Linked DNA regions of Homo sapiens: regions 1 and 3 are each linked to region 2. The links are chromatin contacts, found by Hi-C or POLR2A ChIA-PET in ENCODE. All regions are on one chromosome and are shown on one strand. Each heading gives the region's core, a stretch centred on a gene start or an enhancer-like site at or near the end of the contact. The rest is flanking DNA. Distances are from core to core; before and after follow the strand shown.

Region 1 (2,700 bases), core at 37-2,536, 570 kb after region 2:
AAACGCGGACTCTGGAACTAGACCCCATGCCTTCTCCAGGAGCTCCTGATGACCACAGGCAACTTACTTTTGCTCCCTGTGCCTCAGTTTCTTCACTCGGAAAATGGGAATCGAAACAGTACCAATCTCATTAGAGCGGTTCCAGAATTAAATAATACATGTAAAATGCCTAGAGCTAAACTTGGCCCTCACTGTCATTATTATAAAAATGAATTATTAATGTAGATATTACTGTTCCTATTTCACAGATGAGGAAACGGAAGCTTAGAGAATGCAACTTACTAATGATCATACCAATGAGTGCAAAGTTTTGGACTCAAAAGCACGAATTTGATTAAATAAAAGTTACTTAGAGAGTAGGAGTCTCATAAATCCAATTTATGAAGCCTAAGAAATGACACGCGGTAAAATGATACTAGACACAGGCCGGGCTCTCAGGCTCGCGGACCGGGTCTGAGCACAAGCTGGCCATGGCCATGCGTCCTGGTCCCGGGGTGCCCGGCAGGGACCGGCGACTCTTGACGTTTATAAACACGGGGAAGTGGACTGCACTGCCGCCACCGCACCCCCGGTCCCCAGCGGCTCCACTAAGCCAACTTCTACCCGGCTCCCGCCGCCCCCGCCCGCGGCGCTGGCCCCAGGGCCGCCTCCTGGCAGCCGGAGGAGACCAGTCCCCGTCGCGGGCGCCGACGGCTGGCTCGACGCTGCTCCAAGGACAGCAGCTCGCGAGGGAGCGAGAGACAAAGGCACCGGACCCGTCCAGGGGAGCGCCGAGTCCCAAACGCCGAGCCCCGGGTGGCCTCGCTGGCTCCCACCTGCGCTTGCCCAGCCCGGCGGGAGACCGCAGGTGTCAGGGGCCGTTCGGGCCCGGTCCCCCGCAGCTCCGGCAGCCCCGACGTGACAGCGCCCAGGCCGGCGACCCTCACGTTCGGAACGCGGCTGGGCTGGCTCTGCGCCCGGGGGCTGCCAGCGCCGGGGACCCGAGGCGGGTGGCGGCGTGCGGACTTCCTCCTGGACTAGCCTGGAATCCTGCCCCAGCCCCCAACCGCTGGCGGCCGCCCCCGCCCCCGCCCCCGCCCCCACCCCCACGCCCGGCACAAAGGTCCCGGCGCGGCCCGGCCGGCGGCTTTAAGTGCTGCCGCGCACAGGAGACCGGAGGCCGCGGCCCGCGCTCCCACACCCGAGGCCCGCCGGCCCCTACCTTTTCCGCGCGGCGTCCGGGGCCCGGCGCGGTGGGCTCGGGCCTGCTGTTCCGCGACTCCCGCTGGGCCTCTCCCGCGGGCTGGCGGGGCCTCCCGGGTGTCGGGCGCGGCGGGTGGCGGCGGCTCCTCCTCCTCAGGGGCGGGAGGAGGGGACTCGGCGGCCCAGAGCCGCCCCCCGGCAGGAAACCAGCCGCGGCCCCGCCTCCTCTGCGCGTCTGATCCCGCTCCCGAGGCCGCCGCCGCCCTCTCCCTCCGGAAACGCATTCCTCTCCCGCCGCGTCAGCCCGGCCCGGGGCTAGGAGGAGGCGGAGGATGGGGCAGGAAGTGCGACCGGGACAAAGGAACCGGCTGCGCGGGAGCGCGCCTGAGGGAGGCCGCGGGGGGCAGGGCCGGGACTGCGTTGAGACAGTCGCCGTGCCTCAGTTTCCTCCTCTGCGAAGGGCGGGAGGAGTCGGACGCGCCCTAGAGCCCCGCGCGTTCCTGGTGTAGCCTGCTGGGCCCGTGTTCTTTAAGTTCCTCTTCCTCGGAGCCGCGCGTTCGACCCTCGCTCCCGTTTGTCCACTGATGTCCCGTTTCGAGCCCGGGAGATCCTGCATCTCGGAAGCCCCCTGAGTCCCGAGGCAAATCGGGACCGTGAGCCCCCCTACCCTGCAGGGCTCCATGGGGCCAAAAACCACGTGGTCCTTCTGGAAGGGAACTGGCTAAGCCAGGACTGCTTTTCTGGAGTGATAATGTGCTTGCCTGTGTCTAAGAGAAAGGTGAAGAATTGGGAAACCCATGGGTGTCACGAAGGGTGGTGAGACTGGGGAACGTTTTAGAAAACCTGGTGAGTTGCGTCCTGCTTTTGATAGATTTATCTGGAGGTACCTTTATGGGGAACAGGGATGAGAAGGAAAAGTTTCTTCCTAAGGAGTACAGTTTCTGTTTCACCTCTTAAAAAAAAAAAATTTGGAGATTGGGGCTGGAAACAACGTTTGAAAGAGAAGGAAACATTCATTATGAGAATGGCTGAACGCATGTCGATTCGATGATTGAAGTCTGTACCAGCCAAAATCATACTGAAACCCAGTAATTTAGTATATGCTACTGGCAAGCTGCTATCCTGGTAGCAGAAAATGCTGTGGGTTCCGCTTGGTGAGCTGCAGCACCCTGTTGGGAAAAGAGCTCAAAAATTACCAGATTTATGAAATAGAAGTGTTTCTCTTGCAGGAGATTAGGGACTGGAATGCCCATTTGGCTGCTGCCAATCAATATAAGAGAAAATGAAGCGATCACATCTAAGAAAATTTGCTCATTACTTACCAGCAAAATCAAAACTTGATTAGCCAATCTGAAGACCTCTAGGAAATGAGCACTATTTTTCCCACTTAATGGATGTTCAAGCTTAAGAGGCTAAATGATGTTCCTATATTAATATCTCAATGGTCAAACTGCCATTAGAACTCAACATTCTTGAATTTTAAAGGTATCGGTTTTACCATTGTTCAGAATTCATCAG
Region 2 (2,700 bases), core at 201-2,700:
TCCTTTTTCAATTTAGTAACTGGTTGTTAGCAAACCAAAATCCTACAGGCACATGGGCAGAAATAACATGTTCAGTTTCTTAGATCTAAAACTTAAAAAAATTACAAAAGCAGTTAGGTCAAATCAATGATGTATAATCCCTTGAATGAGCTTTGATATTAATAGGAATCTCCAAACAAATCAAATCGTGAACTAATTAGGTAGTGTAGTTTGTAAAATCTTTACCTCACAGAACTGGAGGTGGAGATAGATCTGTTTTGGAATTCAGATTAATTTTCTGAGTTAAAAAAAATAACATCATGCAGCACGCTATAATCAAAGGCCGTAATATTTTTGTGCTAAATATTACAATCACATTAAATGGAGTAAAGACTATAAGAATCCCCACATCAGTTTGGGTCAGCTTTTTTTATTATTATTTTTTAAGACAGAGTCTCACTCTGTCACCCAAGCTGGAGTACAGTGGCACGATCACCACTCACAGTAGGCTCGACCTCCCAGGCTCAGGTGATCCTCTCACCTCAGCCTCCCGAGTAGCTTGGACTACAGGTGTGCCAGCACGCCTTGTTAATTTTTGTATTTTTTGTAAAGATGAGGTTTCCGCCTGTTGCCTGGGCTGGTCTTGAACTCTTGGGCTTAAGCGATCTGCCCACCTTGGCCTCAGAAAGTGCTAGGATTACAGGCGTGAGTCACCGCACCTGGCATCAGGTCAGCTTTTGCCACCTAAGAGGATGCTGCAATTCGCAAAAAAAGCTTTCAGTTTTCAAAAGTTTTGGGAATTCATAACTGTGGATATGAAATTGTGGAGCTATAGATTTTGTGTCATTCAGATAGTTAAAATTTTATTCTTTGTTTAAATCAGAACTCACAATCCTAATGATTAGAAACAGTTACCATTTGGAAATAGTCAGATTTCCATTTGTGGGCCCTAATAAATGAACGCATACAATATTATTAAATTTTGTGCAGCCTTGTGCAAATGCTATAAATTTTACTCTTTATGATTTCCCTATATTTTTCCTCTTAAGAATAGTGAAAAGTTTTACATTTTTTTGCAATCAAATTTTAAAGCAGTACTTCATCAGACTTTTTATTTCCAAATGTTTGAATGTCTTTAGCCAAGATCTTAAGAGTCTTTATTTCAGAACTCATTACCTGTTGTGGCACGATTTTAGATTGCTTTGATCCATTGCAATCTAAAATCATGCAACATGGCATTTTCAAGAAAGGTCATTCACGTGAGTAGTTTGTGGCCGCTGGTGTGGCGGAGACTACTCATTAACTAACCAACATCCCTCCTCCCTTTCTTATTCATAAAATCCCATTTCATTTTGGGTGTGCCACCCAAAACTGTTTTGCATGACACTGTTTTAACCAGTGAGATGTAAGCAGAAGCCATTGGTTGGGCTTCCAAGAAAGCATTTATAGGGGGCTGACTCAGTGGCTGCTGCCTTGTGCTTCTTACCTTTGCCCTTCTTCAGGCTTGGAGGATGGTCACCACACCTGGGTGGAGTCCGGTGTTCCATTGTGTCAACCAAAGGGAGCTCTTTAGTGCTAAGGGTAGCTGAACAGAAAGAAGAAAGCTGGGTTCTGTGGAGCTTTCACACCAGCCACTGAGGTCCTGCCTCTAGACCTGCTTTTTACACGAGAGAAAAAGAAAACAGCTACTTCGTTTAAACCTTTGTTATTTATTTTATTTTATTTTATTCTATTCTATTTTATTTTATTTTTGAGACAGAGTCTCCCTCTATCACCTAGGCTGGAGTGCAATGGTGCGATCTTGGCTCCCTTCAACCTCCACCTCCCTGGTTTAAGTAGTTCTCGTACTTCAGTCTCCCGAGTAGCTGGGATTACAGGTGCACTCCACCAGGCCCAGCTAATTTTTTTCTTGTATTTTTAGTAGAGACAGGGTTTCATCATGTTGGTCAGGCTGGTCTCAAACTCCTGGCCTCAAGTGATCCACCCGCCTTGGCCTCCCAAAGTGCTAGGATTACAGGCATGAGTCACTGCACCCAGCCTATTGATTCAGGGGGCACGTGTCCATGTTTGTTACATGGCCATATTGCATAATAATGGAGATTGGGCTTCTAGTGTACCCATCGCCCAAACAGTGAACATTGTACCCAGTAGGTAGTTTTTCAACCCTCACCCATATCCCAGCCTCCAGTCTTTTGGAGTTCCCAGTGTCTATTATGCCTATCTTTTAAAGTCCATACATATCCATTGTTTAGCTCCACTTGTAAGTGAGAATACGCAGTATTTGATTTTCTGAGTTCGTTCACTTAGGATAATGGCCTCCAGCTCCATCCATGTTGCTGCAAAGGACATGATTTTGTCTTTTTTATGGCTGCATAGTACTCCATGTAAATCTTTCTTTTACGGGCCTATTCACAACTAAATGCAATTTCTAATAAAATTAGTGTGAGTAATCTTCAAAGTATTTTATTTGTAAAAATCAGCTACTTTTAAGCTGCTGTGTAGTATCAGACTGAAAGCAAGGACAAGGGGCCTTTTTGGGTTGCAAGAAATCTTCTGTCTTTATCTGGGTTGCAGTTACATATACATGAAATATGTATGTATGTATCACATATGTACACATATCACATATATAAAAAGATTGAACTGTACATCAAGATTAGTACACCAAATATATTTTATTATATGTATGTTATCCCTTAATTAAAGCTATTTTTTATTATT
Region 3 (2,700 bases), core at 15-2,514, 860 kb after region 2:
GGGTGGCAAACCTGACTGTGTCTGACAGCCTCGTCTGTGGCCCATTAGGCCTGATGCCAGGATTAGTTATGTTTCTCCGAATAGCTGGCATGAGAGTATCTCTCCAGCATACCTCAGTCGCAAGAGCATGCAGTGAAAAACATAATCAGAGTGGCCAGAGAGCTTTGCAAGCCTCACCTGCACCCTGGCTGGGTGTCACATCCAGAGGCAAGTGGCAATGCACGCGCTGGCCACGGTTTGACTTCTCCTTCTGTGCCTGCTGTCTTGCTTCCTGAGTCTGAGGAAGGATATCCACGTCCATTGTGTAAGACCGTGATTTCTCACAAGTTATATCTTTCTCCGGAGTCAGGACTTTGGTGAACCATTTAACCCCACTGGGCCTCAGTTTTCTCATGTGAAGATGGGGGTAAAAATCTCTGGTCAACTGACCTCACTTTGTAAGACTAAAATAGGACGTATATAAAAAGTGCTTTTGGCCAGGCGTGGTGGCTCATGTCTGTAATCCCAGCACTTTGGGAGGCTGAGGCAAGCAGATCACTTGAGGCCATGAGTTCAAGACCAGCCTGGCCAACATGGGATGACACGCCATCTCTACTAAAAATACAAAAATTACCTGGGCTTGGTGGCACACGCCTGTAATCCCAGCTACTCAGGAGGCTGAGGCAGGAGAATCGCTTGAACCCAGGAGGTGGAGGTTGCAGCGAGCCAAGATCGTGCCACTGCACTCCAGCCTGGGCAACAGAGCGAGACTCTGTCTCAAGAAAAAAGTGCTTTTATAAGGGAAGAGCGCTATGGAAACATAAGATTTCGTTGTTAGAGTATGTGTCACAATTAATTTAAAAATCTTTCAAGCAACCCTAAAGGCCATTTAGATTGGACCAGTTTCTCATGTTGAACTTAGAAGAAGGGCATTTACTTTCTTTTGACACTATTGTCTCAAAGGACTAAACATGACTGTGTGTGTTTCAATTCCATTCAGCCCATCTCCCTACCACACTAAGGGCTTTCATTAATGGTCCTTCAGAGAGAAAATGGGGAAGACGTTAATATTATTTGAGAAATACATATAAGGCAAAAGGAAAACATGAAAACAAGCTTCTTCAGCAGGTTGGCTCCAGTCCTTCTCTTCTGGAACTTTCCTTCTTCTCATACCTGAGAATTAATATCTGCACTAGAAAATGGAGTGGAGAAAGAAGAGGCTCTTGCCTCAAGGGTTTGCTGATGTGGTCTTATAGGTACAGACTGTCTTCCTTTAGGTTTCCTTCTGTGTGACTAATCCACAAGAGGGCTGATTTACCAACCCAAACAGGATGTGGTTTAGAAGTCAACCATTCTCTGCTCCTCCAGAATAAGTGAAGGCATAAATACTCTAGTACCACAATTTTTTTCCACAAGAGAAAAAGTCCCCAAATTTGGAGAAGAGTAGTTTCAGCCCGAGTTGGTTTGTCAAGTAATTTAATTTCAAAAGTCACTAGGGAGTGTGGTAATCCTGGTGCTATTTTTGTTTCTTTGAACAACAAAGTTCATATCCCACCCAGGTATTATGTCTCTTGTTTTTTTTTTTTTTTTTTTTTTTTGTCTCCTGGCATTTTAATCAGAGAAAAGTCACAGTTATTTTGAGGAAAGCACTCCCAAGAGCTTTAATTAAAGCTGGAAGGATAAATCTGTTTACAGTGTGGTGAACACTATCATTAATAAAACATTGAAATAATTAACGAATTAAATTCTGCTTTGCGTGTCAATGGCTACGTTCAGGATCTTTGAGAACGTCTCCCTAGAAGATGCAGTACACTGTGTACTTAGTTTGCGGAAATGAAAAGGAAAAACTGAAACTGCATTTCTCTGAGATTCATAGATCACAGATTGAGAGAGCCTGAATGGAGTGAAGGCTACGTTATTTTTATTTTATAGGAAAAGAAACTCAGTTTCAATGAGCTTAATGGCCTGGGTTCTAATGATGTGCTTGAAGAGGAAGATTTTGATCGCACCACTGATACACGGAGTCTGTATTTTGCATCCTAGAATGATTAACCAGAAACAAAGAAAGGAAAAAGGTAAAATTAATAATAAGATCAGCAGCTCTGGGACACAGAATAAAGAATGGAATAATCTGGAAAAAAAGGCAGGGCAGGCAAATTTCATAGTGTGATTAACTCTGCCACTGACAATGAGGAAATTTTAGTAGCTCAGGATATGAAGTGGCTTTTTGAGCAGGATATGGCTGTGTGCAAACCTTCACATTGGGACTTCCTTCACGCTCCTTCTCACTAACAGGCTCCTTGACTTGTTTTTAAGCTTTCTGGCAGACAACGGATCTCACAGGAAGCTCCAATGTGGACGTTCATATCGACAGTTAATGATGCATTGTTTTTTTTTTTAATGCCACTCAGTAATTTCCTAGGGAAAACAATGGGAACCGAAGCTTGTTCCTGTCTTGATGGAAAGTCAGCTTCCAATATCGCCTTATTAATTTAACACATGCAAGTATTTGTGTACTTGTTGTTGCTACAGCAACTTGTTTTGTGAGGGCATATTTCATGCAAAATGTGAAAAAGCTGAAAAAGAAAACAAATGTCATCTGCATACTTATGTGCATATAAATAGAAATGTATGTGTGCTAAGGTTCTTGTGATTAGAGGTACGTGCCTCTTGCCCTCAGTATAAATTATGCTGTACTTGTTGGTTAATTTACAAAACATC

The links. A loop is a pair of places that touch in the nucleus more often than their neighbours do. ChIA-PET counts read pairs that join two places held with the same protein, here RNA polymerase II (POLR2A). Pooled maps may share reads with other maps.
Region 1: a loop to region 2 is called in a map of CD4-positive, alpha-beta T cell, with 1.9 times the contacts of the local background. The contact joins the promoter of ITGB1 here to the enhancer-like site in region 2. A Hi-C loop is called at or near these places in 14 of 168 maps with a recorded cell type or tissue (B cell, CD4-positive, alpha-beta T cell, CD4-positive, alpha-beta memory T cell and 8 more), 32 of 37 single-sample maps with no recorded cell type and 31 of 50 pooled maps. POLR2A ChIA-PET finds 5 or more read pairs at or near these places in 8 of 52 experiments (CD4-positive, alpha-beta T cell, MCF 10A, OCI-LY7 and 3 more).
Region 3: a pooled map shows a loop between it and region 2 (3-fold over the local background). The contact joins two enhancer-like sites. A Hi-C loop is called at or near these places in 1 of 168 maps with a recorded cell type or tissue (naive thymus-derived CD4-positive, alpha-beta T cell) and 7 of 50 pooled maps. POLR2A ChIA-PET finds 5 or more read pairs at or near these places in 1 of 52 experiments (PC-3).

What each region holds. Positions count from the first base shown.
Region 1 is chr10:32,956,944-32,959,643 of GRCh38, forward strand. ITGB1 (integrin subunit beta 1) reads right to left here and starts at 1,287. Exons shown (of 16, transcript NM_002211.4): 1 at 1,202-1,287. RefSeq lists silencers at 1-146, 540-989, 1,060-1,639 and an enhancer at 1,810-1,859.
Region 2 is chr10:32,382,946-32,385,645 of GRCh38, forward strand. No RefSeq gene overlaps it. Among named protein-coding and RNA genes, the nearest start is that of EPC1-AS1, 37 kb to the left of the region's middle. Within about 2 kb of position 1,451, at least 3 of the 41 ENCODE cell types and tissues checked have a DNase peak (open chromatin) inside an H3K27ac peak, as active enhancers do; they include PC-3, where a contact is called at or near this core.
Region 3 is chr10:33,247,532-33,250,231 of GRCh38, forward strand. All of the region lies in intron 6 of NRP1 (neuropilin 1), which reads right to left. Among named protein-coding and RNA genes, the nearest start is that of NRP1, 86 kb to the right of the region's middle. Within about 2 kb of position 1,265, at least 6 of the 41 ENCODE cell types and tissues checked have a DNase peak (open chromatin) inside an H3K27ac peak, as active enhancers do; they include PC-3, where a contact is called at or near this core.